Regions from separate parts of the Homo sapiens genome. Here regions 2, 3, 4, 5, 6 and 7 are each linked to region 1. A link is a contact called in ENCODE Hi-C or POLR2A ChIA-PET data. All regions are on one chromosome and are shown on one strand. Each heading gives the region's core, a stretch centred on a gene start or an enhancer-like site at or near the end of the contact. The rest is flanking DNA. Distances are from core to core; before and after follow the strand shown.

Region 1 (4,066 bases), core at 1,290-3,789:
TCATCTAACAAAATGGTAGGCCTTCTGCTAACCCTCACACATAGGCTGCATTTTTAACCACTGCCTCTAAACTAGTTTCTAACGACAGTTTCCTCTGCTCAAATTTGCTTCCCCCATTCCAAAAGTCTGCCACTCCAGGCACAATGCTGCTGAGTAGGCAGACTCTTCCAATGCTTATCAACACACTAGAGGCCAAGCATGCTCAATGTGACAGTTGAGAGCAATGTAAACCCACGAGCTCTCCCACTCCTGTCCCATCAAAATACTCTTCCAGGGACTGCCCATCTTCTTGCTTGACTTATAGAACTGGGACTGGAGAAAAATAAAACGCCAGATGCCTCTAGTCACCATAGTTTTTTATTTTTTGAAACGGAGTCTCCCTCTGTTGCCCAGGCTGGAGTGCAGTGGCGCGATCTCCCTCACTGCAATCTCTGCCTCCCTGGGTTCAAGTGATTCTCCTGTCTCAGCCTCCAGAGTGGCTGGGACTACAGGTGTGCACCATCACCATGCCTGGCTACTTTTTGCATTTTAATAGAGATGGGGTTTCTCCATGTTGCCCGGGCTGGTCTCAAACTCCTGACCTCAAGTGATCTGCCTGCCTCGGCCTCCCAAAATGCTGGGATTACAGGCCTGAGCCACTGTGCCCGGTCAATAGTTTGTATTTTAATCTCAAAGCTGTATCCTAGGAAAACCTCCATTCTGCCTACCATCCCGGACTCTGGCTCTGGAGATGAGTGGTATGCCCTTTTCTTAAGGTAAAGCCTCTAATTCCCCATCTACCTACTGAGATCAGATGTGGTAATCTCTAAAAGACTGAATTTGGCCTGACCATGGGCCAACAGCAGTTCTGGACACTCTTTGGGGCAATCCTCCATTGTCTTCTGTATAAGTCAATCCCTTTCCAGAACTGCACAGGGGACTCCACGGGACTTGGAAGGGTTTCAGCTAAGAGTCATCAAGGTGACCAAGAGGTTAGAAACAGCTGATGATGCCAGGTTCCAAGAATTTTAGATTTTTACTTTTGAAAATAAGAGGCTGACTGCATATAAACCAAAAGAATACTTTCAGAATAAGTGACTCTTTTAAATAAGCAACTGAGTAATACTTTATCCGAATTCAGAAACTTGAGAAAAAGGAACACACCTCAAAAAACTAATCTCTTCAAGGAAGGAAGGTAATTTGCATAGAGTTTCCTTGGGCTGGCTGTGTTTTTTTTTTTTTTTTTTTTTTTTTTTTTGCCTCTAAAAGCTCTCTATTCTAAATTGAATGGGCTGAGGTAGCCAAGTTTTATCTAACGCTTTCCTAAGGATGGAGGTGGGGTCAGAAAGCCCCAGAGCCCGGGTAATTTCTCAATATAGCTGGTTGGGGAAAGGAGTGCGCGCACGTTTGTGTTTTTGAAGAGTTAGTGCAACTCTAAACTGCACACCACGAAACCTGGAAATCTGGAAAGGCGCACAAAACACGAACTGAGATTCCAACTTTAGCAAGAACCTAAAATGTTAAAGAAAAATTCCTTTCTCCCCACCCACGAGTCATAACATTAAGGAAAACTGGCTCAAACTTTCTAGTATGAACAACAGGCCTAAAGTAAGAAGACCAGAAGCGAAAGGTAGGGCTCGCCCTCTCCCTAACAGTCCTTCACGACTCAGGTCACACACAGAGGATGCCCACCTCCGGCCCCGCCGACCCGGCTCCAAAAAGGCGGCTGTGAGCTTCCCTGAGCTCGGCGGGCCTTCCCCGACCCCGGGCTCCGCCTCGGTGGCAGAGCTCCTGAGGCCTTCACATGGCGCAAAGTCCACGCCCACCGGGCCCGGCTGGGGCCTCGGGCTCGCGGGGCCTGCTCTCTCCGGGGACCAAAGGCTTTCGGCGGGTGGTAGGCCGGACGGCAGACTGGCGCCCCAAAGCCCCGGGGCGCCGCGCCGGCGGAGTGGGCCGGAAGACCTGGCCAGGCCCAGACGTCCGTTCTAAGGGAGCCAATCGGGCGGGCCGGGGCCTGCATGACACAGCACGATCCGGCCCAGGCTCCGACCCGGACCCAACGCAAGCCCCGCCTAGGGGGCGCGCGGGTGCGCAGCTGGCCCCAGCCGGGCCTGCCGGGTCCACGGCCCCTCACTCGCCCCCTAGCTTCCCTTCCCTCTTTCCTGGTCTCCACCTCTCTGACGCGCCCACGGCCAGGCCCCGCCGGGCCTACCCTGCGCGGCTGGTCCCGGTGCGCGCCGCCGCAGCAAGCGAACGGCGCGCGCACACTCACTCGGCTCCAGAAGCCATGGCGCGCGCCTCTCCCGGCCGGCGGCTGTGGCGGCCCGCGGGTAACGGCTACGAGCGGTGGCAAGCGACCGACTGGGCCGGGGCTCGGCTCTTCCAGGCGGTGGGCGAGCAGCGGCGACAAACCCGCAAGCGGCTTCCCTCTCGCTTCCTCCCACCGGCAGCGAGGCGTCGGGCGAACAACGCTGGCTCCTGATCCGCGAGGTGGCAGTGGCAGTGGCAGCGGCAGCGGCAGCGACGACTCAAACGACGGTCGCAGACGCTTCGCTGAGACTGAGCCGAGAAGAGCCGAATCATCGGAAGGGAAGCTGCTCCCACCTCAGCCAATCAGCGCCTGCCCTGCGGACTCTCGCCCGCCTCTCCGCGCCTCTCCCCAGCAACCCGCAGATCACAGCCAATCAGGAAATTCGCTTGCGGCCTGGCTCCCGCCTCAGTGATGCGACACGCCTAGTAACGCCACGTCAATTGGCCGCAACGCTACGCTTCCTCGACGGATTGGAATTCTCAGCCAATCAACGAAAGGAATAGGGCGAGATCGATTAGTGAAAGGAGACCCTTTAATCCCTTAGAGGCGGACTCTCCCACTTGGCTCCAGTTCATTGGCTCCGGAGTTTATCCTCCTGGAAGAACGTGGCACAATAGACTGAACCCTTGTATTAGTCTAGTCCTATTGTGGTAACCCATACACCCATCTTCTCCCAAAACCTGGAGATCTTCTAAGACGCCATCACCACCCTGACACTTCTTGCTCCTTCTCAACGCTGCCTCCAACCACCCCTACTCTGAACTTTCTGACTAGCACCCCACTCCTACCCCATTGTCACTGCACCCTCTGGTAACCCCAATCCCACAGCCTTTGCAGTTTCTCAGCGCTTGTGCCTTTCTTCCTCCCGTCATTAATATTAATACCTTATAATAAGGCACTCAAATCCAGAGAAGTCAAAGGGCAACCACAGAACACACAGCCAATTCAGTAGAACCCAAATTAGCAAGAAAACTGCATATGCTGGGACTTGAAAATCCTTGGGCCCCAAATAACAGGGGTCCCTGTTAGTAGTCAACAGGCAGCTGTTGGTGATATGCTGACTCAATTCACCTTTCACCCTGTACCCACACAGACACATTTGACTAAGACGAGTCGAATTTCTAGAATTTGGAATTAGGAAGGGAGTGAAGAGTTACTCTGAGAGAAACCTGCCTGTCTCTAAGTAACAGGTACCTGCCCTTGTCCTGAGAGGCCTATCTAGACCACCCTTCAGACCCAACTCCACTCATTGTCACTGTCCTGGGCTTTGGGGCTCTGCATTCAGGCAATGTGAAGGACTAAAGCCACTGCCTCCAAAGTGAGGATTCCTGTAGCCCTTTCCTCATACCCAGACTTCAAGTTCATAAGGTAGACGATGTCAGGAAAGGGCATCATAGACAACTAGCACTCAACTAGACGGTCACAAGCCTTCCCACGCAAGTATATGTAGTAGGCAGACGAGATAAATATGAAATTTTACTCGACAACAGAAAAGGAGAAACAGGAAAAAAGGTGCCTCGAGCAAAGTCAATGACTTGGTGGTGGCAGAGATTGTTTCCTCCAAAACGAGAATGGTAGTAACTAGGGCAAATTTCACAGGCCTACCACCAATCTCACCAGTCCAGGAATTATATAGGAATGGTCACATTCCTAATGATGGTGAAGCAGAAAGCCCTCCCCACAGAGAGACAGCCCACTGGGGACCCAGCTCAAGCTCTTCAAAACGTGGCAGCTACAGGTCACAAGACTTTGGCAGAGATGTCCGAAATTCTTCAA
Region 2 (4,066 bases), core at 409-2,908, 960 kb after region 1:
TAAAGAAAAACAGAACAAGCTCAACCAATCAGAAGTAGTCCACAAACTTGTATAACTAGAGGCTTTTTAGTGGGATAGACCAAATAAGGCAACTTTATAACTGTAACCAATCAAATATTTTCTTTTTATTACTTTCCCATTCACTCTGTAAAAATCTGCTTCTTCGACAGAGCTGAGCCCCAGAACCACTTCTGGTTTGCAGCTTCTCAATTCATGAATCACCGCGTGCTGAAGTAAACTTTAAAATTTTATTGTGCCTCAGTTTACCTTGTACACAGAAGCAACAGAGTCATCAGAGGAGATGTTTTAGATATTTTAACTTATTCATGTTTTCCTTTTGTAAACTCGAAAGAGAGGATAAATGTAAGAGCCCAAAAACATAAAAACCAACTTTAATATATGGATTTTGTTTAGAACTTGAAAAATTGTAAAAAGAAATCATGAGACAATAAGAAAAATGTAAATAATGACTGGATATTTAATAATATTAAGGAATTTTAAAAATGTTTTAAGTAATTTAGCCCCAGGTGTCTTCATGAGAATTTAAAACGGTGGTCATGCTTTTTCAAAAAAGGAGGAAAAAGGGTTTAATTCAGGAACACACAGAGAAAAAAAGAGACAATGAATTAGCTTTGCTAGCCAGTGGCTTAAACATTCTCCACGTAGCTGCTGGGCTGATGGGTGGGGTGGGACCCACTTCCAACTTGTCTCTTGGACAAAGTCTATACTTCTCAGCCGGATATTCAAGGCTTTCCACATCTAGGTATACAAGCGTTCTCCTATCCTCTTTTCCTATCAGGAATAGGTGCTTAATAGTAACATCAAGGCCAGGCACAGTGGCTCACGCCTGCAATCCCCGTACTTTGGGAGGAGGAGGCTGGGGGATTGCTTGAGGCGAGGAGTTCGAGACCAGCTTGAGAAATATGGTGAAACCCCTTCTCTGCAAAAAAAATATAAAAATTAGCCAGGCGTGGTCACCTGCGCCCGTGGTCCCAGCTATTCAGGAGGCTGAGGTGGGAGGATCGCTTGAGCCCGGGAGGCGGAGGTTGCAGTGAGCCGAGATCGCGCCACTGCACCCCAGCTTGGGCGACAGAGCGACTCTTGCCTAAATAAATAAATAAATAATTTTTAAAGTACAACAAAGACACATTGAGGCTATAGTGCCAAAGAGCTCTAGTGATGAACCCTTGTCAGGGGGCCGTGTCTGCGGGAGGCCGAAGGATCCCGGGTGACATGCTTTCTTTGGGTGCGAGGCAGCGTCTCGGCAGAAAGAATATTGCGAGTATTACTGAGGGTACATGAAGGAGAGAAGCCCCTTTGGTTCGGCCTTGGACTAAGCCCTTGTTCTCAGGTGAACTTGCAGTGTGATCTTGAGTAAGGTCAGTCTCCTCTCTCACCTCAGTGGCCCGAAACCTCAGGAGGTGGCAGAGGTTTTCTAATGACTCTCCCAGCTCTGACATCCTCTGACTTCACTCTGGGAGAACGTGGGCTGGTGGACTCCTGGCAGAAGCCGACACACAGTTGGGCCATAACAAAGAGCCCTGGTACGGGGCACGTTCCCGCCCCCGGGAGGTTTTGGAAACACTGTGAGGCAGGGGGCGGGGCTTGAGCGGGCCGCAGCCAGTCACCAAAGGGCCGGGCGCTGGGGGCGGGGCCTCGCGCGAGCGGCGGCGGTAGCGGCGGCAGCGGCTGCGGCCAAGCTGGGTCCGAGCATCCCGCGGCTCTGGAGCCGCCCGGCCCGGACATGGCGACCGTCCGGGCCTCTCTGCGAGGTGCGCTGCTCCTTCTGCTGGCCGTGGCGGGGGTCGCGGAGGTGGCAGGGGGCCTGGCTCCGGGCAGTGCGGGTGAGTAACCTCCAGAGCAACGGTTCGAAGCTGTCGGGAGCGGCCGCCACAGCGCTCCAAGATGGCGCGGGGCAGGGGGCGGGGGTGCGCGCGACCCCCAGACCCTGCCCACGTCCGGCGACCCCGGGACCCCAGGTCTCAGCGCTCCAGAGGCTGGTGCCGAGGCGGGGCGAGTGAGGAACTCTCTCCGCCCCAAGATCTTCTGGGCGGTGACTCGGGTTTGAGGCCTTGGTCTGTCACCCACCGACACGGGCCCCCTCTTCGGCACTGACCCCTTCGCTTGCCTCTGCTGCTTGTCAGAAAAGGGTGCGATGCCCCCGCCCAGGATCGTCGCGAGGTTTAGATGGGATTTCGGATACGCAGCCGCCCTACCGCGGCCCTAGTTAGTTATTGTTACTTGTTACTTGACCCGCACTTGGTTCATAACGACCTTGGTGGCGGTGAGCACTGACGGTCCCCACAGCCCGCGTGGTGGGTCCTGGACTCGGGCAGGAGACATTAAAAATCAGTAAACCCTGTCCCCCGGGGGCTGGCAGGCTTGAGGAGAGAAATTCTTGCTCTACAAGAACTAAACCAAGGATGGATAGGAAACTGTTAAGTGCTTATTGATTGCTTCCCGCTTGCTGGCCTTTTGAGTGCACGCCGACTCCTTCCGTCCAAAAGCTCTCTCGGTAGGAGATGGGGTACAGCAGGAGATTGAAGTAACTCGAATTCAAGGCAGAAATGTCCAGAGGAAATGAAGGGCCATGTATGAGTGCACAGAGGGAGAGAGGACATCGACCTAGGATGAGTGGAAAGTGGAGTGATTCCCCCTAGCTGTACTAGACATTGAAAGATGGCTAGGACGTGTGCATGCAAAAGTGGTGAAGTGCATTGCTTACAGGGAGACAGGCAGAGACACCTTAAAAAAAAAAAAAAAAAAAGCAAAGTCAGCCGGGTGCGGTAGGCTCTCCCCTGTAATCCCAGCACTTTGGGAGGTGGAGGCGGGCGGATCCCTTGAGCCCAGGAGTTCGAGGCCATCCTGCTTAACATAGTGAAACCCCGTTTCTACTAAAAATACAAAAATTAGCCGGGCATGGTGGTGTATGCCTGTTGTTCCAGCTACCCGCGAGGCTGAGATACGAGGATTGCTCGAGCCCCGGGAAGTTGAGGCTGCAGTGATATGCCACTGCCCTCGGAAGTGAGACCCTGTCTCAAAAAAAAATCAAAGTCAGTTCCAACAGGGGTATTAACTATAGCTAGGTTTCAAATTTAGCTGTAAACTATCCCAAAGAATAAAAGAGAAAATGCTGTGTATTCTTGGCTAAATCAGATTACTTTCCTGGGCCCCATTTTTCTCCCTGTTAAATTAAAAGAGATTGAACTGAAACACTTACAAAATTATGAAATACTAGTTGTCCATTCTCCTCCCACAACCAGTCAGTTCTGCAGGAGGTAGTACAGTGGAGTGGTTAAGAACATTGAGCAAATTACTTAGCTTTAATCTTTTTGTGCTCAAATAGCCACATTTATTATAAATGGTACCTCACAGATTTTATTATGAGAATCGAGGTAATACATGTCCAGCATTTAGCGTAGTAAGCAGTGAAATATTAGCTATTAAGTATGTTCGGGAAATACTGCAGATGGTACCCTGTCTTATAAATTCACAAAACACATTAGATTCACAATAAAGGGTCCAAGGATTCCTGTGGTAAAACAAACAAACAAACAACAAAAAAAAAAACAAGAAACTTTTTTGCTGGGGGAATGGCAGTGATTGCTAATGAGTATGAAGTTTCTTTTGGGAGTAATGAAAATGTTCTAAAATTAGATAGTGGTGATGGCTACACAACTCTGTGAATATACTAAAAACAACTGAATTGTACATATTAAAAGGGTTAATTTCATGGTATACAAATTGTAGCTCAATAAAGTTGTTAAAGAAAGAAACTTGTTTGCTCATAAAATTCTTTTTTTCTTCATAACACCTAAAGCGCACTTCAGAAAATGCTGGGTTAGTTGATTTCTAAAGGCCCTTCTAAGCTCTAAAAGTTCATGACAACATATAGTTTGCATTGTTTGATAAAAAAAAAAAATTCCAAGTTTGATCTAAAAGTGAGACATGTTCCTTATACTAAATTCTAGGAAGCATGTATTGCCTGGTTCCTTACTAAAGGACATTGAGTAATATAATGGACAAAGGCTTCCACTGTGAATTGTAGAAAGTATAGAAAATGCTT
Region 3 (4,066 bases), core at 843-3,342, 950 kb before region 1:
AGTGTGCTATTTTAAATACTTCGACATACGTTCTTAGGCTGTTTTCACTATTATGTATCCTGAATGATGCTCTAAGCATCATTATTTCTTAAATCTTTCCTTTGAGGCCTATGACTTAAAAACCAGCATAAAAATATGAGGCAAAAACAAACAAACAAACAAACAACCCTCTAGAAGCAGCACATCCAGAGAGGGCCTGAAGAAATACACTCCTTTGAGGACTTATCAGAAAAGAAATGTATGAGTGAAAAAAGGAACACGAAAAGAGGAAGAAGTCACCAACGGGAAAGAATGGAAAGGAGAGTAAGGCAAGTCCCTCCTAAAAGAAACAGACGGGAAAACTAGCAGAGGTTCTAGAGCAAGTGGAGCAATATATCCACGACCTAGGAGAGAGGTCACATCCCCCCAGGCACTTACCGTGTTGCATTTTGTGCCACACACCACTTGCCTATGATTCAACCACTGAGATGCAAACACTTTATTAAGGGTCCCAAGGTGAAACTCTCTCTCCTTCAGGAGACTGGGAAGTTGCTGTGCTGCATAACCATGCAACACTCGAGAGTAGCTGGTTTCATTCTGTAGCCTGACTTCCCGGTTCTTCAAGTAGTATACTAAGGATCTCTTCACAGGAGGAAGTCTTTTCCTTTTGTGAAGCGAGTGATCCCAGCCAAACTGTGGAAACAACATTAGAAATCAGGGCTTTGGCTACTCTTCTTCAGAACAGATCCTACTGTATTACAGAAATCACCAACTCATAACTCATACTGCAGAATTTACAAACAACACAAATACAAACACAAGAGAACAAGAATCTCAATCCAGAAAGTCGTTTAACTCTTCCAACATTAAAAAGATGTTGCTCACAGTCAAACTTACCAATGTGAATTACAAGGGCTGAAAGTCAAGGGAATGAATGCAGAATAGAACAGACTAAAAGGTTTACTAGACATTTTAGGAGTGAAAGATTGAAGGAAATGAGAGGTAGAGTGATTCCCATACCGACATGGGCTGCATCTCTACCCAGCCCCCTTCTCCCTCTCAGTCTGTACTCCCACTGGAGCACGGAAGATACAGTCCAAGGAGCCAGACCTGGCTCCCAGGTCTTCCAGGGATGCATCATCAATGACCGTTCCTCTGTCATCATGCCCGCGCTCCAGGCAGTTGCAGAATTCGAAAAATCAACCGCCAACGGGGTAGTAGGCCCCCGGGAAATCAGAGGCCATATCTATGTCCAAGAAGGCCTTCCCCTCCAAAGGGGGCGGCATAGAGATGATACCTGGGAACTGTTGTTTCTTTTGGGGTCCAAACGCCGAAAGGCCCAGCTCAGGGTTGGGTATACATATAGGGAGACTACTTCCTTCTTCCAGGAGGGACGCAATCATCCCAGCTTCCTAGGGCCCATGGAAGGTAGAGTTCACTCTACCAGAGTTTGTTTCCGATTCCCTTAACTTCGGTTTCCCCTTCCTCCAAAGCCAAGATTCTGGTTTCTTTTCAAGCCCTATCCACGAATGCAGGCCTCCCGCGGATTATGTCCCATTCCTGAGTTCCCCTTTGGCTCCTCACCGCCCTGGCCTATCTGCCCTCCAGTTAACGAGGGTCCAGTCCTGACCCTATAGGCCCTGAACCCATTCCTGTTTTGCCTCTGACTGCAGACCCTGGACCCCGATTCCCGTCGCAGGATCTGCGGACCCTAAGCCCATCTTGGTTCCTCAGCCTCACCACCCAGGTGCCGGCCTCTCAACCCTCACCTGCGGGCCCTGAGCGTCGCTCCCAGCTCCCGGCGAGGCGGGCGCTTTCCGCTTCCTGCTAACTACTTTCCGGGCCATAGTGGGCAGCGCCGCCGCGGCCCCGCAGCCACATGGGGCGGGGGAAGCGAAGGATAGCAGGACGGCGGGTCATATACTGGGCCCCGGGGCCGCGCACCTTAGTGCGCCCGGCCCGGAAAATGGCCCGGACCCGGAGCGGCAGCAGAAAAAAGATAGGCGGAAAGAAAGGAAAGAGAGAGGAAGGACTTGAGCCGGGAAAGGGAAGGGGAAGCGAGAATGAGCGGCTTTCCGACGGCAGAGCCTGCAAGGACGGCGAGCGGCTAGAACCAAAACACCCCCTCCCCCTTGCTCGCGCGCCGTCACCCTTGCGCAGCCGCACTTCGGATAGCGTCGCCACGGAAACACCGCCGGAACGAGATGGGCGGGATCTAGGGGTTGGAAGATAGTTCTCTGGTGTTTCCCGGCCGCCGCCAGGCCATTTTCAACGGTTGTTTGGCTACTGCTGGATGGAAGTGGACGAGCTGGGGCCAAGGGAATCTGGCTTCTGGCCGCCGACCTCCGACCCCAGCCCGCCTATCCGCAGGCACCCGGAAGTGAGGACCACCAGTGCTGCTGGGGGAAGGAATCCTCCCTAGTGCAGGCCTTAACCCGGTTACCTCCCATCTGGCACCAAACGTTTCCCTGAATCTGTCACAAACCGTGCCCTGGCTCCAAGGGCTGGACAGGGGGGTGGGGGGGTGGGGGGCAGGAACCGCTCCCACCCTCGAGGTGAAGTCCAGTCAGGAAGTCAGGGCAGTGTGGCCAGACTTTCCCACCACTGAGAACCTGCCCAGCACAACCAACCCAGGCCGCCCTACGAGTCTCTGGCTACCCTCTTCCCACCGCTGGGTAGCCCTGAGGCTCCATTCTCCGCTCTGTCTCCTCCTGATCCTTTCTCCTGTCCGAAATGCTTCAGCCCCTCAGTCAGTTTCAGCTCCTCAGTCACCTTCCCCTTACGGTGCAACTTCACCATTCCCTTTAGATTTCCATGACCTGCCATCTAAACCACATGGTCTTTTGTGCTTTATGAAGTAGTCATCACGCTGTAAACTTATCTGTAGCTGCCTGCCTCACTCTTGGATTCAGGTTGCGTCTCCATTAGGGCAGGTCGGGAATTCTGAACTACAGGAAAGAGAGTGGTCATTTTTGGCTTGCCAGTCCAGTTAGAGCTGGCATTGGCCTCCAAACAAGGGGGCTTCATCAGGATCACCCTTGCCAACATTTTTGGAAGATCCTGAAGGAATATGACTGCCAGCCTTCGCTTTCCTCAAGCAAACAAACCCTCTGAGGAAGCAGGATGCTCTTGCTTGGGGCTGATTGGCCTCAGGCTGTGGTGCCCAGTTACCTGCTGGTCACTTCAGGCTTCAGGCCTCAGGCCTCATACCTCCAAGGAGCTCTGTTGGACCATCTCAAGTTCTGTCAACAAGGAGATTTGGATTTGTTTTCCAAGCCGAATCAAAGACCAGATTGAAGCAGGGTCTCCTGCCATCCCAAGTCGGCACTACCACTAACCCCTAATGTCTTGCGAAAGGCAGCTCCATCTTATTTGGTCAGGCCTGTCCCTTTAGAGATATGCACATAGTGAGTGGGTCAGGAGTGGGTCAGCTTTCTTTTTTGAGTCTGTTCTAATTCTGTCTTGCCCCGCAATGCTCTGGATGACCCAAGAGCCCCTGGGCAAGAGTCTGGAATCCTTTGAGAATCTCTAGGCTCAGATTGGGCTGTCAGTGCCAAGAGGGGCACACTGGGCACTGCTGCAGTCTCTTTCTCAAAGTTCCTTTACTTCATCTTCACAACCTAGGAACCATCCCCAAATGTACCTTATAGCAGAGCTCGCGATTTCTTTTCTTTTTTTTTTTTTGAGATGGAGTCTCACTCTGTAGCCTAGGCTGGAGTGCAGTGGCACGATCTCGGCTCACTGCAACCTCTGCCTCCTGGGTTCAAGTGATTCTCCTACCTCAGCCTCCTGAGTAGCTCAGATTACAGGTGCTCGCCACGTTGCCCAGCTAATTTTTTTTTTTCTTTTTTGAGACGGAGTCTCGCTCTGTCGCCCAGGATGGAGTGCAGTGGTGCGATCTCGGCTCACTGCAGGCTCCGCCTCCTGGGTTCACGCCATTCTCCTGGCTCAGCTTCCCGAATAGCTGAGACTACAGGCGCCCGCCACCACGCCTGGCTAATTTTTTGTATTTTTAGTAGAGACGGGGTTTCACCATGTTAGCCAGGATGGTTGCCCACTAATTTTTGTATTTTTAGTAGAGACGGGG
Region 4 (4,066 bases), core at 731-3,230, 740 kb before region 1:
TACTACTTTCAGCAGCTAAAAAAAAAGTCTGTATGGTCTTTGGAAGGCTGAGAGTGTGTGGTCTACCTGACATCAACTACTTGACTTGAGAGTAGAGCCACAGGAATTTTAATCTAATTCAATTCTTTGATTTTCCAGATGGAAAAAATGAGGTCTAAAGGGGCTAGATTCAGGCGTTCAAGGCTGCGGTGAGCTATTATCATGCTAGTGCACTACAGCCTGGGTGACAGAGCAAGACATTTTCTCTAATAAAAAAAAAATAATAATAATAATAAAGGGACTAAATGACTTGCAAAGCCACCCACAGTGAATTAGAGACAGAGACAGAGCCAAAGCCAAACCCACATGTAGTGGGTTTCCACTACATGTCACAGCTATAAGGTAGTGTTTCAAACTTTTATAAAAGGGTAACAAGAACATAGCTGCTGTACTGAACTTTTTCACTCCTTTTATTAAGGCCACCAGTGAGCTATGAATTTGATATAAGGAGCAATCACACCAACAATCAGGCTGTGAATATATAATCCATGAGTTAACAACGAAACAGTCTTAGGAACGCAATTCTATCATAGACACCTGATGAATAGATGGAGTTCACCTGAGCAGCTGTTATATGCACTTCAATAGAGAGACTACAAAGCCTCTCTACTTGTAGAATACAAGTACAAAGAAGATGCTTTAAAACATTTTCCAAAGCACACTTAAAATGTGACAATAGCTGCCGGTCACTAAGAAGCTAAAGGGAGATAAATTATCTTGGCATACAGCAACAGAATGGTTTATTTTAAGCAAAGACTAAAAGGAGTCTAATAAAATTATTGGGAGACCAAGGCTAAAAGCCACAGATGCAGGAAGAGTTGCAGCAACCAATCCAAAAAAGTTTAGCCTTTCACAAAGAGTAGAAAGGCCAGCTGTGGACTGTGTGTGGACTTTTAGGTCCTTTTGCATTGAAGATTAGGGTGGCCTCCCCCTAGCCTCGAAATAAAAAATCGTCTCTGAAGCAGAGAGACAACAAGGCAGGGCATGAAGAGGAATCCAATCTATTTCTTGTAAATTAAATTCAACTCAACAAATATTTCCTGAAAATCTACTATGTGCAAGACATTGTGAACGATGCTTGCCTTACCTCAAAGGCTTCAAAATTTTATGGGAAAAGGGAAGCGAACGGGCTTCCCGGAAGTAAACAACCCAAGGGCGAATAGAAATGCCCTAAAAGAGGTGCCGGTCAGGCTTATCGGTTCAAAAGCAAGAAGGCTTTGGGACTCAAGAGTTTAGTCTCCCAAAGTGAGAGAAGTGGCGTTCAAGATAATTGCTGAAGAAAAGGCAGAGATATGGGGATGAAAGATAGGAAAGTAGGTGAACTTTAGGAAGAGCCAAGAGGGGCCAACTCTCGGTTCCCTCACAACTGCCAGTTTCCTCCCGCGCTCAGCCGACGTCACGCGCACCCGTGTCCGCGGGCAGGCGCCACGGTTCCGGACCAGACCTACCCCTCCTCTATTCTCCCCGCCCTTTCTCACCTCGGTCCAAACTCCTCGGTCTGCCCTGTCTGAGAAGAGGAGAAGACAATGCCGTCGGGAGTGAGCCCCAAAGCCCGCAACCTAACAGTCCCGTCAACCCGGGAGCCACCGGCGGCGGCCAGGCCGCATCTCCATGGCAACGCCGCCAAGCGCCAGTTCGAACGCCCGCGCTGTGGCCCGCGCGTCGCCAGTCCCGCACCGCCCACCAATGGGCATCCAAGGAATCGGTTGACGTTCGTTGACTTCTCCTCTGGAAGACCAATCAGAGGTCTGAAGAAACCGTGGGCGTAACTCTCAATTTCCGACCTTCAGCCAATCGTTCCGCTTGAGGGAAGATCTCGCGACGTTTCAGTGTGAGACGCGCACCTTTGAGGCGGGTCGAAGATCCTTCTGCCGAATTCTATTGATGGGCCCAAGCGTAACCAGGCTCTTCTGATTGGCCGGTGTACTTCAGTTTCCGTCCAAGGTCCGCCTCCTACCTCCTTCTGCTTCGGGTGAGTACCCTTAAGGGCCCACTTGATTTTAGTTCTCAGTGGAGGAAATGAGCCTTGGAGCGATGGGAATCTGCCTCTGGCAAACCTCTGGTCGCTGCAGGGCCCGAGAGGGATGCGCCCTCCTCTAAGTTGGCAGTGAGGTGTGGGCAGGCCAGGTCCCATCCGCTCTCAGGACCTCAGTTTTCCTGTCTGCACCGGGAGAAGGGAGGTTCCCTGACTCTGAGCCTTGCTTGTCCCCGTCGGAGTGGGGATAGGGTGGGTCGTCCAAATCCCAGAGGCGGGAGAGGTCCAGGTTTAGGGCCCAGAGGCCCAGGCGCCGAACCTTCCCCTCCCTGGGCCTCAGTTTCACTTGTTGCTACCCATTAAACCCCGCCTGCTTTCCAAAAGAGATTTTATGTTTTCTAATTGCTTCAGTTATTGAATGGATAATATCGTGGCAGTTATAGCAGAAGTAAAGAAAGTCGAACAAGAGCCCCACCGCCTTAAACAAACAAACAAAAAAGGGACAGCGTAAACAATGCAGGCCGGGTGCGGTGGCTCACGCCTGTAATCCCAGCATTTTGGGAGGCCAAGGCGGGCGGATCACGAGGTCAGGAGATCGAGACCATCCTGGCTAACACGGTGAAACCCCGTCTCTACTAAACAAAATACAAAAGTTAGCCAGGCGTCGTGGCGGGCACGTATAGTCCCTGCTACTCGGGAGGCTGAGGCAGGAGAATGGCATGAACCCAGGAGGCGGAGCTTGCAGTGAGCGGAGGTCGCGCCACTGCACTCCAGCCTGGGCGACAGAGCGAGACTCCGTCTCAAAAACAAAACAAAACAAAAAAAAACTGAATGCAATCAAATTGTCAAATGTAAAACGCTATTATAGAGTTAAGGTTAAGATCATTGATGTTAGGAGTCAGGCAGACCTACATTTGAGTCACTTACCCAGACATCTCTGAGCTATAGTTCCCTTTCTACTCTTCTGAAAAATGGCAGTAATGCCTCAGCGGGTTGTTGTGAAGATTAAGTGAAATAATGAAGGTAAAGCACTTGACACAACGCCTGGCGAGTAGTAACTTCTTAAAAAATGGTAGCGGCCGGGCGCGGTGGCTCACGCCTGTAATCCTAGCCCTTTGGGAGGCCGAGGCGGGCGGATCACGAGGTCAGGAGATCGAGACCATCCTGGCTGACACGGTGAAACCCCGTCTCTACTAAAAACACAAAAAATTAGCCGGGCGTGGTGGCGGGCGCCTGTGGTCCCAGCTACTCGGGAGGCTGAGGCAGGAGAATGGCACGAACCCGGGAGGCGGAGTTTGCAGAGAGCAGAGATCGCACCACTGCACTCCAGCCTGGGCGACAGAGGGAGACTCCGTCTCAAAAAAAAAAAGGTAGCTATTATTCTTATAATAAGAACAGGCAAATACACTAGTCAGTGCGTTGGTGTACTTTTTGTAACTGAGTACCCAATTTTGCCCAAAATTAGTCAGTTAAGGGAAAAAAGGTAATTCTTACTAATAAGGAAACAAATCCATTCTTCAAAAGATAAATTATTTTTCTAGTTTCTATATTAAAAGGAATTTATGCTGTGGGACCTTATAAGGAATATATATACTGTGGTGAACAGTGTTGAGCAGTTTAACAGACAAGATGAAAAGTCATTTCTTTAAAACAGAGAAGCTTTTTGATGATCTTTTATGACACACGGGTAACAGTAACTCATATATTTAGTACCTCTGATAATGTCAGACCCTCTATATATGTCATTTATAAACTCCACAACAACCATGCAAAGTAGGTGTTAACTTCATTTTACAAATGAGGAAGTTAAGTATCTTGCTCTAAGTATCTTGCTCTATTAACTTCAATAGCTAGGCCTTTCTGACTGCATAGACAGCCATGCTTTTCTGTGTTTCTGACTAAAGGAGGATGAAAATGCTTGGAATACCAGACAGATGCAGGGGCAGGTTGGACAGCTTGACTTACCTAAATTGGAGGGAATGTGAGCTGCAGAGGTACCTATGGTAGGAGCAATATCTTGCTCTAATAGAAAATTTTCACCGTGGTCTTGGT
Region 5 (4,066 bases), core at 907-3,406, 700 kb before region 1:
AAAAAAAAAAATTAGCCAGGCATGGTGGTGTGCACCTGTAGTCCCAGCTACTTGGGGGGCTGAGGTGGGAGGGTCGCTTGAGCCCAGGAGGTCAAGGCTGCAGTGAGCCAAGATTGTGCCACTGCACTCCAGCCTAGGTGACAAAGTGAGACCCTATCTCAAAAAAAAAAAAAAAATACAGATATGACTACAGGGAAACACAGGCTCAGGGGAAGAGGTGTGTCCTACTCTGCCACTCAAGGCCACTGACCGTTCCTGTCCCAGGCTTCAGAGCAGAGTCCAACAAAGAAATAGCACCACCCAGGTGCACACACGGGCATACACACAGCCAGCCAGTTGGTTGCCCAACTGCTCCAGCTCGGGGGAAGAAGAGAAGGAGACTAGCAAACAGTAATTAGCCTCCTCCCAGATGCCAGTGTCTGTCTCTAAGTCCCCAGGGACTTCCAAGGAGATGCCGGAAATACTCAGGTTTTTCACCTCCCCCATGCAAGAATGCAAGGTGTGGAGCAGAATTTGATCCTAAATGTCAATACACAGCTCCTCCCATAGGCACTTCCCACACGGTGCTAGCTCAGGGCCTCATTCTCAGTGCCCTCTGCCCCCAGCTGCCTAAGCTTGTCAGCCCTAGCTGGTCTGGAACAGACTCTTATTCCCTTTCTCTCAGTCTACAATGACTTAGCTTTCCTCCCCATTCCTATATAGATACAGCTTAGAAAACACCTCCTGGAAAATGCAGCCAGTGGCCTTTAGGTGATGCCCTCAAGCTGAGCAGAACCCAAAGAAGGCTTTAGGTGGCTCAGATCACACCTGTGAGTTTATATTCATTCATTCAAGATAACCAAAGCCCTATTCTGGGCACCAAGGAAATAAGGAGAGAGAGGGTCAGTATCTGAAGAGGAGAGAGACTTCCTCATCCTCAAAACTTTCATATGAAGTCAGCCTATCTCATGAGCCCTGGAGGCAGGAAGAGGCCACCAAGGTGGATTCAAAAGCCCTTTCCGACAGTTATGTTTTGAGAATCTTAATTTTCTGGGATCTGAAGTTCTTTGATGAAAGACAGAAGCCCACAGGCCTGGGCACCCACCCACCCCAGGCACCATGATAGTGTCCCAAATGTCACCACAGCATCCAGTTCTATCAACAATGTGGAACAGCAGACATAGCTGCAGTGTCCATTTTACAGGTGAGGAAACGTGGCCCAAACAGAAAAAGGAACTTGTCTGAAGTTAGCCAGGTATCAAGGCTGCCTGGATCTAAAATCCCAGCCCAGCTCTCCACAGTGTAAGTTTTAGGAGATGGGAGATAATGATCTGACCTGGCTGCCTGAATGCAGTAGCAGAAAGGAGCCCTGGGGCTGAGCTGGTGGGACCAGCTTCCATCAGATGGACATGGCATGGTGAGGCCTGTCTTTCCAAGGGCTGGTGCTGCTGCTTGCTCCACGCGGACCACGAAGACCACGAGGGCAGCAAAGAGGGCAATTTTAATGGCATCTGGTACCGGGGCTTTGGGGGAGGAAGTCTGTGGTTCCGGTGTTAACAGTGGTGCCAGAGACCTCTGTAATCTGCCGCCTCCGCCAGGTGGAGTCTGGGCTCTGCCCCTGCTGAGCCTCTCCCCACCGGACACTCAACCTCAGCCTTGGCTGCCACAGCTAGTCTGGTCTGAGGGGGAGGGCCCCGCCCGACTCAACTGAGGGGAGGCCATTCCAAGTAGAATCGTTAGTTGGACACAGTTCCCGGGGGGATGGAAATGTCAAAGGCAACTCGATCCGGCCCATCTCCCTCTCCTGCCAGGCGACGGTATCCGCGGGGATCGAGTGACTGCCTACATAGCCTGGAATACTCCACAGCCGCCCTCCCTACCCCGCCCTGAAGGCTATACTGTCCGAAGGGGCCGACCGAGGTCAAGGGACCTGTCGCCCCGCGGGAATCGCGGCCGTGGGATGGGCCCAGGTGTTCAGGCTCGCTCCACCCATTCATCGGTGGGAGCGAAAGTTCAGGAATCGTGCTCCTTCAGCAGCCCCCCGCCCCCCACAGCCCTCCCGCTGGGCTCACCCATTGCAGTTACAGCCCGGCAGAAGCGGGGGTGAAAGAGCTTCCCGCCGATCCCCTGCGCTTGAACCAGAGTGAAGCTGCCGCCGCGCCGCGCGGGGCTCTGTCTGGCAGGGCACAGCCCCTCCTCGGGTCCCGCCCTGGGGTTCCTCGGCCACGCCCCAGTCATCCAGTCTCGTCTCGGGCCTCAGAGTCCAGCCCTGCCCTTGACGTTCGACCCCTCCTCCCAGGTTATCAGGCGGATCTGTGGCCCCGCCCCTCAGCCCCACCTTCCTCCCACCGCTCTGTGCTCTGCCCCTGGCATTTCAGGCTTGCTCAGTCCTGCGCCCCGCGGCTCCGACTCCCGCCGGCGGGCCCGCCCCTCCTGGGCCACTGCTAACCCGCAAGCGGGCGGGGCTCGGCCCCAGGCCTGCTGGGACATGTAGTTCTGCAGAAAGGAGCAGCTGCGGAAGGTTGGGGTTCTTGCACCTCTAGGCTAGGTTTGGAATGAGGATGAGAGGGAGAGAGCTGCAGGGTAAAGGAGCAGAGCTGGCCATTGGAATTCCTTCCTTCCCGGTTTGGACAGGTGGAGGCCATATCGGTATAACGCTCTCACAAGCCCTCAGCTTTCCATACGGAAAAGTGGTGGCGGAATTCCGCGAGTATCTCAGCTCCCAATGCAGGTGCTTCCAATCGAGGGCCCCACGGAGGGAGCTGTAGTTCCAACCCGCCGCGAGTCCAAGCTGTCGGTTCCCACCGGACCAAACCAGCGGTGTCCGAGGTCAGGGACTGAGAAGACCGGTTTCTGCTCGGTGTTTTGCAACGTCACCCGCCTCCCAGACCGCTACCCCCAGACTAGTTATTTATAGGGTCCAGCCCCTCCTCCTAAGTTACAGCCTTTAGTTAGAAATGCCCAAGCTGCGGGAAAGTGGGTGTGCCCCGCCATGCCCCTCTCCCCGGGGGCTGGGCAAGACTCTGAGGTTTCATTTCTTTTTTATTTTATTTTATTTTTATATTTATTTATTTTTGAGTTTCGTTCTTGTTGCCCAGGCTGGAGTACAATGGCACGATCTCAGCTCACTGCAAACTCCGCCTCCCGGGTTCAAGCAATTCTCCTGCCTCAGCCTCCCAAGTAGCTGGGATTACAGGCACGCACCACCGCGCCTGGCTAATTTTGTATTTTTAGTAGAGACAGAGTTTCACCATGTTGGTCAGGCTGGTCTCAAACTCCTGACCTCAGGTGATCTACCTGCCTCGGCCTCCCAAAGTGCTGGGATTACAAGTGTGGGCCACCGCGTCCGGTCTTTATTTTTTTGAGAGAGGGTCTCGCTCTGTCGCCCAGGCTGGAGTGCAGTGGCGTTAACATAGCTCACTGCAGCCTCAATGTCCTTGGTTCAAGCTATCCCCTCCCGCCTCAGGCTCCTGAGTAACTTGGACCACATGTGTGTGCCACCATACCCTGCTAATTTTTAAATTTTTTTGTAGAGAAGGGGTCTCTTTATGTTGCCCCAGCTGGTATCGAATTCCTGGGCTCAAGTGATCCTCCTGCCTCTGCCTCCCAAAGTGGTGAGATTACAGGTGTGAGCCTCTGCACCCAGCTGGTTTCATATCTATTTGATGCAGAAATAAAAATACTGAAGATCACAGAGATTTTAGAATGGCCCCTTCTCGCTCCCTGAGGGGCAGAGAAACAGGGCTTTGTTTTGCAACTTGAAATTTCTTTGTCATGAGACCCTCCAAAATTATGTTTTGACCAGTTGGACTTGGAATGGGGGACACACCTTGTGCAGCAAGGGTGTCTGAGCACAGAGAGGCTTTTGGGAGGCTGTGATGGGGACTCCTGGAAGCAGAGATCAAGAGCTTTGGGTGTAGGGATAGGTCTTTGACTGTGGAAGGAAGGATTCTGGGTCCTCTGATGAGTGGGAGGGCATCTAAGTTTGGGAGCATACTGAAGAAATGTTAGCTGGAGGGTCTTCGTGGGGTGGAAAGTAGATGGCTCCTGCCTGCATTGCAGGGTGGACCCATCCGTTTGGGCTCTG
Region 6 (4,066 bases), core at 626-3,125, 680 kb after region 1:
ACTTCATGCTACCTAGACTTGACTGCCTCACTCTTAGGTTATTAGGTACTTAATACTGCTATCTTCAGCTCACATCTGTGGTAGTACCCATTGCTTCAGAAAAACCCTTAATCACAGCTCCCTGCCCTGTGACTTTTCCCTGTCTTCCTGAACACAGATTGTTTTCTTCTCATTCACTAACTATATCCTGTCATTGGCTTTTACTCCTGCTAGCTTCTGATGCTTCTACCTTAATCTTTTTCTTCCATAGTGTCCTTGAAGTGGAGATTGCATTTTGAATTTGTAACGTCCCGAGAACCAGGATTGGTACTCCTACCCCCTGTGGAACAGCCCGAACCTACCACCTGGACAGGACCTGAGCAAGTACCTGTAGACACCTTCAGCTGGGACCTGCCCATCAAGGTGCTGCCTACTAGCCCCACCCTGGCCTCATATGCTGCCCCAGGCCCCAGCACCAGCACCATAACCATCTGAAACTGGCCCACCCTGGTGCTAGTTCCTTCCGGATACTGAGAACTCAGCACCTGGACTCTAATGGGACCCACTTTTTCCACCTGGGGTCCAATGTCGTGGACAGTGAGAGTCGGGCTTTCAGCTATAGCATTAATTTATTTGTTCAGAATACATTGGCAGCTGCTAGTGGTTTCCCTGGAAGTGGCAGCAGCAGTGAGCAGTCAGCAGATGGATGATCAGTTGAGTTTAGCTGGAGTGGGGAGCAGGAGCCCCAGGAACAGGGGTGTTGGCTGAGCCCCATTCTGGGTCAGGCCCTCCCCCTTTGCAGGGCAGCCGAGGGTCAGATTTTTGCACCAAGGAGAACTGGCAGGTTCCTGCCTCCTGACGTACCTCACACCCAGCCGGGAAGTCGATGGGATGCTGGGACCTGGGGAACCAAGGATAGGGGAAGGAGTCAGCACAGTGAAAGGCTGCCTTTATCCCTGCCCACATGTTCCCTCTCTCACAGTTTTCCCCCCACAGAGCCCCTTTCAGTGGCCCCTTGGTCCTCCTAACTAAGCTGTCACCTACCATATGTGGGCCTTTTTGTTTTATAACAGGAGTATTTTCTCTCCAGGTCCACCCCAACCTCCCCTGATTTATAGCCTGAAGCCTTATCTTTCACACTAGTGTTGGTCCCTTCAGGTTTGGCCCATCTTGTATTGCTCTTCTGTTCATTCTTACATCACAGCAATCTAGTCACTCCCTGGTCATCCCTCAGTCACTCATATCAGAGTCATTCTCTCTGGCCATCTTTGGTCACTCACGTGTCACAGCAGCCCACGCCAACAGGATGCAGACAGGTGCAATGGAAACAGTCCTTGCGGAGCCAAGACTCACCCAGGGTAAAATATTTCCCCTCATAGTGACAGGGGGCTAGGGAAGAACGGGAAATGTTAGTAGGTGTAGGAGTGCTGATGAGAGGCAGAGGCTCTTCTGGTCTGGGGTGGAGACAGTAAGTACGCACTATCCCCGTATTTAGTTTGTCTTTCCTGTTTCACAGCTGGAGGAAGCCTGGGTATTTTGACACGGGATCATCTGTAAGGCCCCATCCTCCCTGTGCCCTCTCTGCTGCTCCTCCATTCCTAACGCTTCACCCCACTTTACCTTGAGCTTGGAAGTAGCACTTGCTGTAGACTCCTGGGTGCTGGAGGAGTAGAGACATCACCAAGCAGATGATCCCCCAGCCTCCTAGGATCCCCTTGGCCTGTCCAGCCCAGAGCATCCTTAGGGCCATTGCTGCTGCACAGCCCTCTCAGACCCTTCTTGGCCTCTGCTCAGCTACTCTGGTCTTGACTCCTTGACTTTGCTTTGCGTTGCTCCTTGAGTCTTAGTTTCTGTCTTTCTCCCCTGGGCTCCTGTCTCACACTATCTCCCTGCCCTCTGCTCTCACAGGCTGGGGATGTTTATAAAGTGAGGACCCTGGCCCCCTGCTGAGTAGAGCTGGAAAAGTTGTAACTCTGTTTCCTGAGGTGAGGGCATGAAAACAAGAGGTCTAGCTTTAACAAGCTGTGAGAGCTGATTCATGCCCCGGCACAGCTAGAGGGAGGGAGGTGGCCATGGAGGGGGCACTGGACTGGGCACTTCCCCAGCAAGGAGGCAGGAGGGGCGAGGGCCCCCAGGTGGTCCCCAGATCTCTTCCCTGACCTGGAGAGAAGGAAGCATTCCACCTTCCCCCTTTCTCCCCCACTGCCACCACCAGGGGTGTGTATGCTGGGATCCCTGCCTGGACCGGAGGGAGGCATTTCCTGGGGATGGTTAATCCTGTGCCCCAGCCAAACCCAGGAGCTGCAATAGGGTGCGACGGCCAGAAGCTCCAGGAGAGTGAGCAGGCACCTGGAGTGGAGACTGTGTTTCCCTCAGATCCTAGGGCAGGGTTTCCCTAATGTATCCAAGAAATAGGGCTGCCCCTCAGAGATGGTGGGGAGGGTCTCTTTTCCTCAGGCATTCCAGAGGTGAACTGTCCATTGCTTATCACCTTCAAACATACAGCAGATGTGGGATCACCCCACATCTGGGGATGGTTCTTTCCCCTTTCAAAGAGGAGCATCTCTAAGTGCCCTGATGGGATGAATCACTCCAGGTTCACAGAGGTGTCCTCTCTTTCCTCCCATATATAATGGAGTGAGGTTTTTAGGAATTTATCATTTGGCATCCTCTGAGTTTCCCACAGGTTCTGGAGGAGCCCAGGATGGATTATTGAGAGCATGGGCTGTAGAGACAGTCTTCTTGGATTCAGATCCTGACTCCACTTAGCTATGTAACCTGGTCAGATTACTTCACCTCTCTGAGCCTGTTTCCTCATCTATAAATTGGGGATAGTAATGCCAACTCATTGGGCTGTTATGAGGATTACTGAGATAATGCGTGCAGTGCTCTTATCACCATCTCTGGTGCGTAAGCGTCAGGAAATAGCAGTTGCTGTGATTGGGGCTAAAGCTCTGAGGCAAAATGGGCGACATTATTTTCTTTGAATGACATTAAGCAGTTTGTGCATAGCTGAGGGCTTCTATTGGGGATGGCTGTCTCCTGGCATAGACCTCTGCACCTTTCACACTCATACTCCTTGTCAGCAGTCCCCAACCTTTTTGGTACCAGGGACCGGTTTTGTGGAAAACAATTTTTCCACCAGTGGATGGAGGGGGATAGCAGCGGGGAGATGATTTTGGGATGAAACTGTTTCATCTCAGATCATCAGGCATTAGATTCTCATAAGGAGTGTGCAATCTAGATCCCTTGCATGCGGAGTTCACAGTGGGGTTTGCACTCCTGTGAGAATCTAATGCCTCTGCTGATCTGCCAGGAGGAGGAGCTCAGGCGGTAATGCTCACTCGCCTGCCGCCCACCTCCTGCTTTGTGCTCCCGCTTCCTAACAGGCCACAGACTGGTACTGGCCTGTGGCCTGGGGGATGGAGACCCCTAATCCATGTCACCTTTCCCACCTCTTTCAAAAACAGGTACCTCCAGGAACATTTTGGTTTTGGCCCTTGTATTGACTTCTGAATGTCTAGTTTGAGAAACTGTTCCCAATAAGCCTTCTTCCCCCAGATCTGCACCCTCGCCTCTACCCTAGGACAAGATGTCCTTTTCTCATCATCCTGCCAGGCTAACTTTAAGTCTCCTGCTTTTTCTCACTTGGATTTGGATCCATTTCTTCCTATTTCCGCTCATGTGAACTCTCCAGTTCTCCTTTCTCACCACTCTCCTGCTAGCCATCTCTTTGGCACTAAAGGCCCTGGTCAAATTGGATTTCTTTCATTTTTCCACACTTCAAAGACCCATGTTCTAGGTATTCTCCATAGGGATAGTCTCTTTGGCATTTATTTGGTTTTTCTACGTTTTCAGTCCCATTTACTCCAAGACTCACTCCCTGCCACCTAGTGCATCAGATACAGCTACTTCTGGCTGACTTTTCAAGGGGGACCACCCTACCTGTCATCTCTTCACTGTTCAGAAATGACTGTGTCAGTGCACCTCAAACTCCCTTGCTGTCCTTTTCCAAGGAGACAGCTAAGGTGGATGGAGATGCAGAATGGACCTCACGTTCGCCCTAGTCAGGACTGATACCCTTTCC
Region 7 (4,066 bases), core at 934-3,433, 560 kb after region 1:
GGCTTGCAAGAGGTTTATTTTATTAGCTTTTTTTTTTTTTTCGAGAGGGAGCCTTACTCTGTCGCCCAGGCTGGAGTGCAGTGGCACCATCTCGGCTCACTGCAACCTCTACCTCCTGGGTTCAAACGATTCTCCTTCCTCAGCCTCCCAAGTAGCTGGGGTTACAGGTGTCTGCCACTGCACCCTGCTAATTTTTGTATTTTTTAGGAGAGACAGGTTTTCACCGTGTTGGCCAGGCTGGTCTCAAACTCCTGACCTCAGGTGATCTGCCTGCCTCAGCCTACCAAAGTGCTGGGATTTCAGGCACGAGCCACTGTGCCCAGCCTTATTAGCTCTTTTAAAAGACAATTTTTTGGATTTATTTATCCTTTTTAGTTTTTTTTTTTTTTTCTTTTTGAGACAGGGTGTGGCTCTGTTGCCCTGGCTGGAGTGCAGTGGTGCAATCTCAGCTCACTGCAACCTCCACCTCCTGGGCTCAATCTAACCTCCCATCTCAGCCTCCCAAGTAGCTGGGACTACAGGCGTACACCACCATGCCTGGCTAATTTTTGTACTTTTTTTTTTTTTTCTTCAGAGATGGGGTTTCACCATGTTGCCCAGGCTGGTTTCGAACTCCTAAGCTCAAGTGATTCTCCCGCCTTGGCTTCCCAAAGCGCTGGGATTACAGGCATGAGCCACTGTGCCTGGGCCTTCTTAGTATTTTTGTTTTTTGTTTTTTTTTTTTCATTTCATTAGTGTTAGCTTTAGTTATTATTTTCTGATTTGATTTCTTTTCTTATTCTTTTCATAATTTCTTGAAATAAGTGCTCCCTTTATTTTTCCTGTGCGTGTGTTGTTTAAAGCTTGCTATCTTTTTGACAGTATAATATATGATACAGGGTAATTGAGAGAGTTTCTCATGTTACGCTGTTTTCTCATTTCACATTTTTATTTTGTGAACATAGTATTTTCATTCTTTTTTTAAAAACCAGTTTTATTGCATTGTAATTTATATACAACAAATTGATCCATTTTAAGTGTACAATCCTATGAGTTTTGACAAGTGTATTCAGTTGTGTAATTACCACCACAATTAAGATACAAAACCTTCCTATCTCTCCCAAAATCCTCCTATCCCTTTGCAGGAAGTCTTCTCCCACCTCCCCCAGCCCGTAACTTAAATTTCTCTTGTTTGATATCAGTACAGATGTTCCTTGACTTAGGATGGGACTACGTTCCGAAAAACCCATCATAAGTAGAAAGTAATGTTAGTCGAAAATGCATTTAATACCCTGATAAACCCATCGTAAAGTCAAAGAATCCTAAGTTAAACCATTGTTAAGTCGGGGATTGTCTGTATATAGCCTCTGGTTTTTAAAATAATATTTAATATTTGCCTGGTATCTCTTTCCATGTCTTTATTTTAAAACTTTATCACTTTAAGTGTGTTTCTCTTAAGTAATGTGTGCCTAAATTTGATTTATAACAAAATCTGACAGTCTTTTAATGGTAGATTTCAGTCCGCTTTTATTTACTGTAATGAGTGATGTATTTGATTTTCTTATTTCCATCTTACTTGTTTTAAAGTTTTTTTATATTGTTGTTAACTCTTCTTTTTTTTAATCTTTGCTAGATTAAATAAATTACTACTCATTCAATTTTTCTCCTCATTAATTTGGAGTTTGTCATTCTATTAATAGTTACCATCCCTGTCCCTGCTCTCAGATAGATACACATGACTTTTCTAGTGTATGAAAACAACAGCTACTATTTCCAGAATACTTTAATTACCTTCTATTTCCTCCCCATCCCAATAAAATGTAATCTTTTTTATTTTTGAGACAGAGTCTCACTCTTGTTCCCCAGGCTGGAGTACAGTGGCACGATCTTGGCTCACTGCAACTTCCACCTCCTGGGTTCAAGCGATTCTCCTGCCTCAGCCTCCCAAGTAGCTGGGATTACAGGAGCCCGCCACCAGGCCCAGCTAATTTTTGTATTTTTAGTAGAGACAGGGTTTCGCCATGTTGGCCAGGCTGGTTTTGAACTCCTGACCTCAGGTGATCCGCCCACCTCGGCCTCCGAAAGTGCTGGGATTACAGGCGTGAGCCACCGCGGCTGGCCAAAATGTGACCTTTAGATTACTTTCACTTCCCTTCCTTTCTCCCATTTTTCCTCCCCACCTCTCCCTGCCTTAGACTTCTGGAACACTTTTACCTTCCCCTTATCCCCACCGCCTGACTCCACAGTTTTAATGAGATAATTTAGTCCTTATTAGAATTTCCCTTATAGTGTGTTCCATCTGTTTCAAGAGTCCTTATTTAGCATATATGTTACACCTCATAAACAGACATGGTTCGTTGCTCCCCACTGGTTTCTTGCTTCTTCTCTTCCCCTGTCTTGAAGTCTGTGTTAGGATTCATTTGTTGTTTATTAGAGTCTCTTCTCAAAAGTATTTCTCAGATGAGGTACTCAGTGATTTTTGCAAATCTTTTTTTCTTCCTTGGCTGGGTATAGGTTGCAGGCCTTTTCTTTCATTAGCCCACATTCCATCTGGGGGTCTTTTAACTTTCAGGGTTGCAGATGAGAAAAAATAACTTGCTTTCTGCCTTAAAGTATGTAAGATTTCCTATATTCTTAGAGTTTTGGAATTTTTGCCTATATGTAGCTGAGTGTGTGTCTTTTCGTTTCAATTGGAGCTGGAATCATTCTTTCTTCAGCTTAGAGAAATTTCATCTATTATTTAATTATGATCTCTCCTCTCTTGTTCCTTTTTCTCCTGGAACCCACAGCATTTGCAGGTTAAGTCTACTCTATCTGTTCCAGGCTTCTACCTTCTACCACATATTTGCAATTCTATATTTTTGTGCTAGATTTTGAGACTTTTTTTCTATTTAATTTTCTAGACCTATTTTGGGGTTTCAGCAATGACTGTCCTCTCCTTTGATTTATCAATGGAAATTTTTAGTTCTGAGATCACATTTTCTAGTTCAAGGAAATCTTTTGTGTTTGAGCTTCACACATATCTCTTCCAGGCTCTCATTTTTTCTGTCAGGGATTCAGCTGTCTCTGCCAGCAGGTTCCTCTGCCCTCTGGTTTTTCTGCATTCTCCCAGCCTCAAGGGCTGAGAAATTAAATCCACCATTAGTTTTGCTGGTAGTTAAGACCCAGAAGAGTCATGATTGTCCTTGGGAAGCAGGCTGTCTCTGAGACTTGCTTTCTTCCTGAAAGTCCTTGCTTTTGGCTCTGAGGCTGTTTTCCAGAACTTGTCTATAAGGAATTCTCTCTGCTTGGAGCCCAGAGGAGCCCACTTAAAGTTTGTCACCTATAGCTGGAGTTGTCAGAGGGGGTGTGGAATGGAGAACCTCACTAGAGTTTCCTAGAATTCTCTTGCTCTAAGAGGTCTAAGTATCACTATTAACAAATAAAAAGTCACCAAAACACTTAAAGCCAGGAAGTGTTGAAAGTAGTTACCTCTGGGAACTATGACTGGGAGTAGGAATTGGAATTGGGGGAGAGAGGTTTTTACTTTTATTTTTTCCCCTATGCTAGGATTTCTCACCCTCAGCACTATAAATTTTGGGTGAGAAATTCCTTATTGTGAGTAGCTGACCTGAGTTTTGTAGGTTGTTTAACAGCATCCTTGACCTCTTTCCACTACCACCCCCTCCCCAGTTGTGAAAACCAAAAATGTTTCCAGACATGCCCTAAATGTTTCCTGCAGGGGGTGGGGGCAAAGTCACCCCTGGTTGAGAACCACTGTTGTGTAGCCTTTGGTTCTATTTGACTTTTTTTTTAACCACGTGCACATTATTTCTATAATTAAACATTTAACTGAGGTCACAAGACCGAAGAGGAAATATGAAGCTGTTATAAGGAACCAGAACAACTAAGTAGAGAATATACAGTAAAGGATAGGGAAGCAAGTTAGCAAAGTGGGAAGAAATGGAATATAAATAAAAGAAGTAGAAATGAAGAAATGAGAATCACTTAAATCTGTTCCCTCCTTGTAACAAAACCAAGCTGGAAGTTTAAACCCATCTTTGAGAGACTGCAGAGCAGGGCCAAAGATGGAGAGACCCTGGCCACA

The links. Hi-C counts contacts between places; a loop is a spot of excess contacts on that map. ChIA-PET counts read pairs that join two places held with the same protein, here RNA polymerase II (POLR2A). Pooled maps may share reads with other maps.
Region 2: a loop to region 1 is called in a pooled map, with 5 times the contacts of the local background. The contact joins the promoter of RECK here to the promoter of VCP in region 1. A Hi-C loop is called at or near these places in 4 of 50 pooled maps. POLR2A ChIA-PET finds 5 or more read pairs at or near these places in 3 of 52 experiments (T-cell, activated T-cell and naive thymus-derived CD4-positive, alpha-beta T cell).
Region 3: a map with no recorded cell type shows a loop between it and region 1 (14-fold over the local background). The contact joins the promoter of DCAF12 here to the promoter of VCP in region 1. A Hi-C loop is called at or near these places in 2 of 37 single-sample maps with no recorded cell type and 8 of 50 pooled maps. POLR2A ChIA-PET finds 5 or more read pairs at or near these places in 1 of 52 experiments (activated T-cell).
Region 4: a map with no recorded cell type shows a loop between it and region 1 (22-fold over the local background). The contact joins the promoter of NUDT2 here to the promoter of VCP in region 1. A Hi-C loop is called at or near these places in 3 of 37 single-sample maps with no recorded cell type and 14 of 50 pooled maps. POLR2A ChIA-PET finds 5 or more read pairs at or near these places in 2 of 52 experiments (T-cell and activated B cell).
Region 5: a map of naive thymus-derived CD4-positive, alpha-beta T cell shows a loop between it and region 1 (25-fold over the local background). The contact joins the promoter of MYORG here to the promoter of VCP in region 1. A Hi-C loop is called at or near these places in 1 of 168 maps with a recorded cell type or tissue (naive thymus-derived CD4-positive, alpha-beta T cell), 2 of 37 single-sample maps with no recorded cell type and 9 of 50 pooled maps. POLR2A ChIA-PET finds 5 or more read pairs at or near these places in 2 of 52 experiments (Caco-2 and activated CD4-positive, alpha-beta T cell).
Region 6: a map of CD4-positive, alpha-beta memory T cell shows a loop between it and region 1 (12-fold over the local background). The contact joins the promoter of MSMP here to the promoter of VCP in region 1. A Hi-C loop is called at or near these places in 1 of 168 maps with a recorded cell type or tissue (CD4-positive, alpha-beta memory T cell), 1 of 37 single-sample maps with no recorded cell type and 6 of 50 pooled maps. POLR2A ChIA-PET finds 5 or more read pairs at or near these places in 6 of 52 experiments (BJ, HCT116, MCF 10A and 2 more).
Region 7: a pooled map shows a loop between it and region 1 (3-fold over the local background). The contact joins the enhancer-like site here to the promoter of VCP in region 1. A Hi-C loop is called at or near these places in 1 of 168 maps with a recorded cell type or tissue (naive thymus-derived CD4-positive, alpha-beta T cell) and 8 of 50 pooled maps. POLR2A ChIA-PET finds 5 or more read pairs at or near these places in 8 of 52 experiments (B cell, CD4-positive, alpha-beta T cell, MCF 10A and 5 more).

The regions. Positions count from the first base shown.
Region 1 is chr9:35,070,086-35,074,151 of GRCh38, forward strand. It overlaps VCP (valosin containing protein), which reads right to left and starts at 2,540. Exons shown (of 17, transcript NM_007126.5): 1 at 2,252-2,540. The coding sequence starts at 2,268. FANCG (FA complementation group G) reads right to left here. Exons shown (of 14, transcript NM_004629.2): 14 at 3,754-4,066. The coding sequence ends at 4,023. RefSeq lists a silencer at 1,618-2,247 and enhancers at 2,648-2,697, 2,898-3,037, 3,058-3,107.
Region 2 is chr9:36,035,255-36,039,320 of GRCh38, forward strand. It overlaps RECK (reversion inducing cysteine rich protein with kazal motifs), which reads left to right and starts at 1,659. Exons shown (of 21, transcript NM_021111.3): 1 at 1,659-1,844. The coding sequence starts at 1,745. RefSeq lists silencers at 1,579-1,778, 1,789-1,938.
Region 3 is chr9:34,124,606-34,128,671 of GRCh38, forward strand. It overlaps DCAF12 (DDB1 and CUL4 associated factor 12), which reads right to left and starts at 2,093. Exons shown (of 9, transcript NM_015397.4): 1 at 1,749-2,093; 2 at 418-672. The coding sequence starts at 1,826. RefSeq lists an enhancer at 1,642-2,343 and a silencer at 1,778-1,827.
Region 4 is chr9:34,327,589-34,331,654 of GRCh38, forward strand. It overlaps NUDT2 (nudix hydrolase 2), which reads left to right and starts at 1,981. Exons shown (of 5, transcript NM_001161.5): 1 at 1,981-2,011. KIF24 (kinesin family member 24) reads right to left here and starts at 1,680. Exons shown (of 13, transcript NM_194313.4): 1 at 1,518-1,680. RefSeq lists enhancers at 1,347-1,406, 1,507-1,606, 1,694-2,201, 1,737-1,926.
Region 5 is chr9:34,374,742-34,378,807 of GRCh38, forward strand. It overlaps MYORG (myogenesis regulating glycosidase), which reads right to left and starts at 2,157. Exons shown (of 2, transcript NM_020702.5): 1 at 2,052-2,157. RefSeq lists enhancers at 924-1,505, 1,506-2,086 and a silencer at 2,132-2,521.
Region 6 is chr9:35,752,401-35,756,466 of GRCh38, forward strand. It overlaps MSMP (microseminoprotein, prostate associated), which reads right to left and starts at 1,876. Exons shown (of 3, transcript NM_001044264.3): 1 at 1,600-1,876; 2 at 1,260-1,368; 3 at 590-880. The coding sequence starts at 1,729. The coding sequence ends at 700. It overlaps RGP1 (RGP1 partner of RAB6A GEF complex), which reads left to right. Exons shown (of 9, transcript NM_001080496.3): 9 at 251-4,066. The coding sequence ends at 474. RefSeq lists an enhancer at 490-1,689.
Region 7 is chr9:35,632,553-35,636,618 of GRCh38, forward strand. It overlaps a transcript of CD72 not described here. Among named protein-coding and RNA genes, the nearest start is that of CD72, 16 kb to the left of the region's middle. Within about 2 kb of position 2,184, at least 2 of the 41 ENCODE cell types and tissues checked have a DNase peak (open chromatin) inside an H3K27ac peak, as active enhancers do; they include B cell, where a contact is called at or near this core.